Regions from separate parts of the Homo sapiens genome. Here region 1 is linked to region 2. Evidence: chromatin contacts called from ENCODE Hi-C or POLR2A ChIA-PET data. All regions are on one chromosome and are shown on one strand. Each heading gives the region's core, a stretch centred on a gene start or an enhancer-like site at or near the end of the contact. The rest is flanking DNA. Distances are from core to core; before and after follow the strand shown.

Region 1 (3,953 bases), core at 426-2,925, 42 kb after region 2:
AGGAGATAGAATGATGACCGTATTGAGTAACTGGGCCATGACAGTGAGTGTAGTCTGCTTTGCTAAATGTGAGTTTCTGTAATTTAGCTTGTAGGTGACTGGTAAATAGGGGCAGAGTGTCACCATCATGTGAAAGTTGTGCTGATTCATAGCAATTTCTGCCCTACACGTTAATGCTGGCCAAGCTTGTCTATCCACTCTCTTCTGTGTGCTCCCTTCTCCGTTGGAAGTGGTGATTGCTCGGTGCTCTCAATCTGGGAGCATTTTGCCCTTGTCTTCATATCTCAGCAGGGTCAACTCTCAAGCTGTTAAGCCCCTTCCAGGAAGCCACCCACACCTTTTAAAAAAACTTGTAGTAAATATACAGAACAAAACGTACCATCTTAACCATGTTTAAGTCTATTAAGTACATTTATATTGCTGTGCAACCAACACCACCATCCATCTCCAGAGCTGAAACTGAAACCCTGTACCCATTAAACATTAACTCCCCGTTCCCTCCACACCCCTAGCCCCTGGCAGACACCATTCTACTTTCCTTTTCTGAGCTTGACCGCTCTAGATACCTCATATCAGTGGAATCGTACGGGATTGGTCTTTTTGTGATTGGTTCATTTCATTTAGCGTAAGGTCCTCAAGGTTCATCCATGTTGTAGCATGTGTCTGAATCTCCTTCCTTTTAAGGCTAATATTCTATTGTATGTATACACCACATTTTTTTAATCCATTCATCCACCACTGGACACCTGGGTTGTTTCTGTCTTTTGGCTTTTGTGAATAATGCTGCCATGACTATGTTGCGTACAAATATCTGTTAAAGATCCTGCTTTCAGTTCTTTTCCGCATACACCCAGGGGTAAAATTGTTGAATCATATCATTTCCCATATTTTTAAAAGACATTCCTGCACAGCATTTGCAGTTGTAGTTCCTTGCTAGGAATCTAATGTGCCTTTTCAACTGCCTATGTCTTTTGATTACGATCGTTACTATTGTTAGGGCTCTGGTGATGAAGTCCTCAGGGTTCAAGGGGTCTCAGTCCTACTTTCATGAGCCCCGTTGTCTTTTGTGCACAATTTCACAGAACACAAGGCTTTTTTGTTTTTTTATTTTTTTTTCCTGAAATGCATACATCCCATCAGAGCAGAAATGGCCATAGGGTTGGAATAAATAGGCTGGGGTATAACCCTGTGCTGTATTACCTAATTACCTCAGAAAAATGAAACCATCTCAGTTTTCTGCTCCTTAACACTGCCTCCCAGGGTACCTGCAGGAGTTTCTGACCTGAAGCATCAAACACAAGCCCTTGGTGTACACATAACCAGTGTGATACGTTAGGAGTTTAATATGGTTGACCAGAGGCTTTTAGTCAGAGGGAGAACTTGGTTGAAGAGTTGAGAATCTCTGCAAGGAACTGGCTCAGTCTTTTTCTTATGCCTACAACTGTTGGCATTGTACACAAGGCTTAATGGACCAAACACATCAGACAAGTAAAACACCTAAACAGGAGCATTCTGTCCTAGCAATGAGTGTGTGTCCAGAGAGATCTGGAAAGCTTGAGGAAGGCAGGGAGGGGTAGAACAAGGGAAGTAAGGACACAGGAGCTGCTGTTCATTCTGGTAGAGCGGCTTGTTTATTATTCATGGTTTCCATGAGTGTTTGTTTATACCAGGAAATGCTCTCCTATGCATGCCACATGAGAGCAGGGCTCTGTGACTCAGGGTTGGTGACTGGGCTTGGAGGAATGTAGGCTCCGTCCACAAACAAAGGAGAATGAGGATTTGAATGTCACGGTAAACTTATTTGTGACTAAGGAGGTAGTGGGCAAAAGGGGGGCAGGAAGAAGCCATGGGGCAGATGAAAGAGGCGTCCTGTCTGCCCCCTGCCTGTTGCCATCACACTGGGTCGTTTTCCACATTGCTGATCACTGCAGTGTGTTCCAGTGATGGGCTTTATCTCATTAGTGAGTCCTGAAATGAATTTAGCAAATTTCCACCAGAATTAAATACAACAACCCAAGAGAGAAGAGAGAACACCGAACACACCCCATGAAGTAAAGGTTGGCATCGTTTGTCATTCTCTTTATGTTCTCATATGTGAGATCGTGGGGGTGAAATACGCATCTCACTGTGGGCTGTGGTCGGAAGTTTGAAAAACACCCTGGCATTTTGCCTGTCTTCTGTTCCTGGACCTTCCCTTTCTGTTGGTGAGAATTTTGTGTCCAAATCTGGCCAAGGGTGGACTCTGAAGAGACAATCCCTGGTTGACTCTAGTGTTCATTAGAGGAGTTCTGCTGCCACTTTTTCAGGAATCAGAGATGCCCTGAGGCCACCTAACACTCCTAGATCTTCTGTCACTGTGGTGTAGTGCAGCGTCCTGAATTTGGAGCTAAAAGCTTGGATTTGAATCACTGGAAATGGCTGATGGGGGCGGGAAAGCTCCCACCCATGTGGGGAAGAACCCAGAGGGAGAGCGGCTTGTACAAAGGCCCTGCGGGGCGGATAGAGCTGGAGAGCTGCGGGTCAGGTTGTCACAGGCCTTGCATGACATGCAAAGAAACTTGAACTCGGTTGTGTGGGTGCTGAGGCCTGACAGGAGTTGGGGGTGTTTCAGAAAGAGCTCTTGGGCAGCAGGAGGTGGTTGGGGAGGAACACAGAGATGGGAAGGCCTGCATCCAGGGGCTGTCGGGGAGGGAGAGAGCTGCTGTGCCACAGGGTGGCTGTGGGGAGGGAAGGGAGAGTGTGGGGCATGGGAGAGTCGGGGGACTGTCCCACAGAAAGCTGGTATCTGCCTGACTGGTGGCCAGGTGTGCAGCCTGGAGGAGACGGAGCTGGGCAATGCTGAGATTCTTAGGTGGACTGATGGGGGACAGTCACATTAGAACATGGTGGGCCAGACCCTCTGTCCTGAGACACATTGGCTCTACAGTGCCCGTCTCCCGTGCTCTCCTCCCACAGCCTCCACTTCTCCAAACACCCTGGGTTTCTCCCTGCCCAGCACCAGTGCACCCACCGCATGTCCTCAGTGCTCTCAAGTGGCATCACTGCTGCACAGCTCCTGCCAGTCCCCTAGAGAGCAGCCTGCAGCCTCAGTGGCATGGCAGTGCATCTCAGCACTGGGAGTTCCAATCCTATGAGATGTCACCGACTGGCATGGGTGCCCTCTGGGGAGACCTGGTTCAGGCAGGACCTCCTTTTTAAGGCTGTTTCTAACTTCCCATCCATCCTGAATTAGTCAGTGTTCTCCAGAGAAATAAAACCTATAGGAAGTATAGAGAGATAAATATTGATTGATTTTTTTTTTTAAGGAATTGCACACAAATTTGAGGGCTGGCAAGTCCAAAATTTGTAAGTAGGCCAGTAGGCTGGAGACTCAGGTAAAAGTTGATGTTGAAGTCTTGGGTCCAGAATCCACAGGGCAAGGCAGGCCACAGCAGGCTGGGGATTCAGGCAGGCTTTTGTGTTGCAGTCTTGAGGCCGAAGTCCTTCTTCCTCAGGGAACCCACATCTTCTCTCCTATGACTGTCCCCTGATTGGACAAGGCCCACCCACATGGCAGAGGACTCTCTCCTTTACTCAAGTCTAGTGACTTAGCTGTTAGTATCACCTAAAAATACCTTCACAGCCACACGGAGACTGCTGTTTAGATGTGTTTGCTGTCTAGATGCTGTTTGACTGGGCGCCATGGCCCAGCCAAATTGATGCATAAAGTTAGGCATTACAAAACCCCCACTAAAGAGTTGACAAGTCCCTGTCTGGGGTCTTTGCATATTTTAATCCATTCCTACAGGAATCCTGCGAAGATTCATAATCCTCATAATTTTACAGATGATAACATTGAGATTCACACAGATTAAGAGGCTTGCCCCAAATCACACAGTTCTGGAGACAGAATCCAGGAGATGGCCCTCAGACCCAGATGCTTCCTCCCGCAGTGCTGAGCTATCTGTGCTGTG
Region 2 (4,289 bases), core at 156-2,655:
TACCTCTTGGCTTCTTACAATCGTTTTGTTTTGTTTTGTTTTGTTTCTGTGAGACAGAGTTTCACTCTGTTGCCCAGGCTGGAGTGCAGTGGCATGATCATGGCTCACTGCAACCTCCATCTCTCAGGCTCGATGGATTTTCCCACCTCAGCCTCCAGAGTAGCTGGGACTACAGGTGCACACCATCATGCCAGGCTAATTTTTATTTTTATTTTTTGTATTTTGGGGGGTAGAGACGGGGATCTGCCGTGTTGTCCAGGCTGGTCTCAAACTCCTGGGCTCAAGTGATCCGCCTGCCTCAGCCTCCCAAAGTGCTGGGATTACAGGTGTGAGCCACTGCGCCTGACTTCTTACTTTTTTTTTTTTTGACATATCAATTTCTTCTCAGTGGCAGGAGTCATTCTGGGATTGCCAGCACCAAGCACAATGAGAGAGCCTGATAAATAAACTTGATAAATAGATGTTGAATGAGTGGAAAAAGAAAAGGGTGAGATTTGAAGCAGCTAAAATAGGCCTACGGAGGATGTGCTTTAGAATAGAAATGGAGGAAAGGATAGAAATGGAAAGCACATAAAAGCTCTCTGTTAAGGGCCGAATTGTGTCCCCCCTAACATTCATAGGTCAAAGCCCTAATCCCCAGTACCTCCACATGTGACTGTATTTGGAGACAGGGCCTTTACAGAGCTGATTAAGGAAAAATGAGGCCCTTATGGTGGGCCTTAATCCAATCAGCTGGTGTCTCTTAAGAAATTAGGACACAGACACACACAGAGGGTAGACCTTGTGAAGACACAGGGTGAAGACGGCCACCTGTAAGCCAAGGAGGGAGGCCTCAGAAGAAACCAAGCCTGCTGACACCTTAATCTTGAACTTCCAGCTTCTAGAACTGTGAGAAATACGTTTCTGTCGTTTAAGCTACCCAATCTGTGGTACTTTATTACAGCAGCCCAAAGAAGATTTCTTTTATTTTCTTTTCTCTGTCACTCAGGCTGGAGTGCAGTGGCACAATCATGGCTCACTGCAGCCTTGAGCTCCTGGACTCTTGCAACCCTCCTGCCCCAGCCTCCCAAGTAGCTTGGACACCAGGTGTACACCACTATGCCTGGCTGACTTTTTACTGTTTTGTACAGACAGGGCTTCTCTGTGTTGCTTAGGCTGGCCTCATACTCCTGGCCTCAGTGATCTTTCTGCCTTGGCCTCCCAAAACATTGAGATTACAGTTGTGAGCTACCTTACCTGGCCTAAGATTTCTAATTAAAAGAAATCTTCCCCATCTTTTATTTCTCATCTGTTAGAAACCAAAAGTTATTTTTCTCCACACTCAACTTTTCCTTGTATATGAAAATGGAAACCATTCCACCATTGACATGGGTGGGAATCCTGGCAGGTGTTTTGGTTTCCTGTCCCCTCACTTCAGTTGAGCAGTTGTGCAGCAGTGGCCAAGCCTGTAGGTGCATTGCTCAGCAGTGGGTCACCAGCCACATGTACAGAACAGCACTCGCTTTGTGTCTCACTGGGTCTAAGTACTGACAATTCGGTGATTGTTTGTTTCCAATGTGGAATCCCCTGGTTCTGGGGCCGACAGAGCTGGCTCTCGTTCCAGGGCAAACTTAACAAACAAGTTCAAGGTGAGGGCCATGTGCACTTTACAGAGGTCCCACATGAGAGCTATAAAACCAAGAACCTGCCAAAAGACACGTGAATAATAGGTAGTCCTGTAGAGAAAGAGACAACAAAAGAAAAATCTTGTTCCTAAGTTCACTGAAGATTCTAGATAAAGCAGATCGAGTGAGTTTCAGCAAATATGGGGTCAGGGATTCAAAAGGTAGCCATGTAGTGAAGTCTGTGCACTATTCCGAACACTTGGGGAATTGACTGATAGGATTCTAGTGCATTTGCTCTCTGAAAACTATATTTCTGGGAACCTTCAGATTAAGTACAACATGAAAAGATGATAAGGACGGGGAAAAAAAAAAGGAAGAAATTTATGCTTGCCAGAATAGTGGAGGGAATAAATAGAGCTTTTACAGCTCTATCAGGTGAAGGAAATACTAGAAATTAAAGCAGATATTAAGTCTAGGAGGAAAGTGAAATGCAAGATGATCACACAGTGGCTGGGTACTCAAGTGCCCTTTTGAACAAGAGGCAAAAAAAAAAAAAAAAAAAAAAAAAAAGCTCAAGCCTGGTTCTCCACTCAGTCAGTTATGTGGCCATGGCAGTGAAAATGCTGTATGTATGCAGGCACAGTGGAAACTGTCCCCAGAGAAACGAGCACTCCTCATCACAGTCTCTACTATGTTGTCCCAAGGAGCCCGAAAAATGGTTGCCAAATGTTAAAAAGAAATACCCAAGGCCCTAGGAAGGAATAAAAGCAAATGTACTTGCTTTCGACTTCAGCTGTTTCTCTCAGAAGATATGAAAAGCAAATAGTGTCAATTCTGAGTTTATGGACATTCATAGAGAAAAATCACCTCCTCACCAAAGGTACCTCCATGCCAACTCTTAGCACTCTTATATTTATATGTCTGTGAATTCCACATAGGAAATAGAACAGCCCAATGACAGCGCCTACGTCAGCTTTTCTTCCCTGCATTTTCAGTTTTTATTGAAACTATAGACTTGGTAAGAAAGAAATGGGAGTTCCCAGATCCCAGAGCAGCCTCTTCTCCTCTTTCTGTTTTAGACTTTGGTGGGAACTCTCACAGAACTCTAATAAGATGTGTACTGCTCTATCGGCACGTTAAATCTAGGTGGTAATTTTTAAGTCCTGTTATGGAAGATGCTCACTCGCACTATTCTGGTGCTTCTCACAATTTTAATTATTATGCTTAGTTCTTATCTTAGTCCATTTGTGCTGCTATAGTACGATATCACAAACTGGGTTATTTATAAAGAACGAAATTGATTTCTCAGTTCTGGAGTCTGGGAGACCAAGATCAGGGCACTGGTAGGCTCGGTGTCTGGATAGGGCCTGATCCTGGCTTCCAAGAGGGGCCTTGCTGCTGTGCCCTCTGGAGGGGTGAATGCTGTGCCATCGCCCGGCTGCAGGGGGAAGGGGGGACACGCCCCTCAAGCCCTTTTATAGGGTTACTAATCCATGAGAGCTCCACCCTCGTGATTTAATCACCGCCTAAAGGCTCCACCTCTTAATGCCAACATATTGTTGATTACATTTCAACACGTGAATTCGGGAGACACATTCAGACCACAGCAGTGCTTCCTCTGATTCCCTTCGCACCTTTGCACCGAGGCTTAAACCTCCGTTTCTTGTTCTCTCAGTGTTGAACTTAACCCCTAGTGGGACGTGTGCCTGTTTATATTTTACAATAAAGGCCTCTGTGACTCACTGTGGGTGCGTGGGCTTTGAGGAGTGCAGCCCTAGGATGGGAGCCTGCCTGGGACTCTTGTGAAACGGGACCTGCCTACTGAAGGAAACTGCTTTAGGGAGGGCTTGTGCCAGGACACTCACCCTTGCAGCCAGGATTCTCCTGAGGCAGTTTATTTAATTTCTTTTTGGAAGAACCTTCCAGTTTGGAGCCTGGGAGTAAATGCCGGCTGCTTTTCATGGTAGGGGGGGGGAAGCCTGATGCTGGGACCCCTAGGCTGCATCCAGTGAGCTCCTGCAGCTCCGCACCTTTCCTCATCTCACCTTTCAAGCCTGGAGGCCCCGAGCCCACAGTTCCTTGGGATTTTTCGGAAAGATTGGCGCCCACGTTCCCGCCCCCAACCTCTTCTGTGACTACTCTGGGCTGCAGTTTACTCTCCTGGGTTTCACCTAGTAACACATTTGTATTTGCTTTGTCTTCCAGAAATGTTTAAAAATCTCTCTTCCCTGCTTGTAGCCCACACTCCAGCTCTCTCTTTTATTTTATTTTATTTTTTTAAATTATACTTTAAGTTCTAGGGTACATGTGCTCAATGTGCAGGTTTGTTACATATGTATACATGTGCCACGTTGGTTTGCTGCAGCCATTAACTCATTTACATTAGGTATTTCTCCTAATGCTATCCCTCTCCTTTTCCCGCACCCCACAACAGGCCCTGATGTGTGATGTTCCCGCCCTCTGTCCAAGTGTTCTCATTGTTCAGTTCCCACCTATGAGTGAAAACATGCGGTGTTTGGTTTTCTGTTCTTGTGATAGTTTCCTGAGAATGATGGTTTCCAGCTGCATCCATGTCCCTGCAAAGGACATGAACTCATCCTTTTTTATGGCTACATAGTATTCCATGGTGGATATGTGCCACATTTTCTTAATCCGGTCTATCATTGATGGGCATTTGGGTTGGTT

What was found. A loop is a pair of places that touch in the nucleus more often than their neighbours do. ChIA-PET counts read pairs that join two places held with the same protein, here RNA polymerase II (POLR2A). Pooled maps may share reads with other maps.
Region 1: a map of HepG2 shows a loop between it and region 2 (2.7-fold over the local background). The contact joins two enhancer-like sites. A Hi-C loop is called at or near these places in 2 of 168 maps with a recorded cell type or tissue (HepG2 and dorsolateral prefrontal cortex) and 1 of 50 pooled maps. POLR2A ChIA-PET finds 5 or more read pairs at or near these places in 5 of 52 experiments (IMR-90, OCI-LY7, activated T-cell and 2 more).

The regions. Positions count from the first base shown.
Region 1 is chr13:24,147,261-24,151,213 of GRCh38, forward strand. It overlaps a transcript of SPATA13 not described here. Among named protein-coding and RNA genes, the nearest start is that of SPATA13, 11 kb to the right of the region's middle. RefSeq lists an enhancer at 2,187-2,863. Within about 2 kb of position 1,676, at least 10 of the 41 ENCODE cell types and tissues checked have a DNase peak (open chromatin) inside an H3K27ac peak, as active enhancers do.
Region 2 is chr13:24,105,091-24,109,379 of GRCh38, forward strand. It overlaps a transcript of SPATA13 not described here. Among named protein-coding and RNA genes, the nearest start is that of SPATA13, 53 kb to the right of the region's middle. Within about 2 kb of position 1,406, at least 2 of the 41 ENCODE cell types and tissues checked have a DNase peak (open chromatin) inside an H3K27ac peak, as active enhancers do.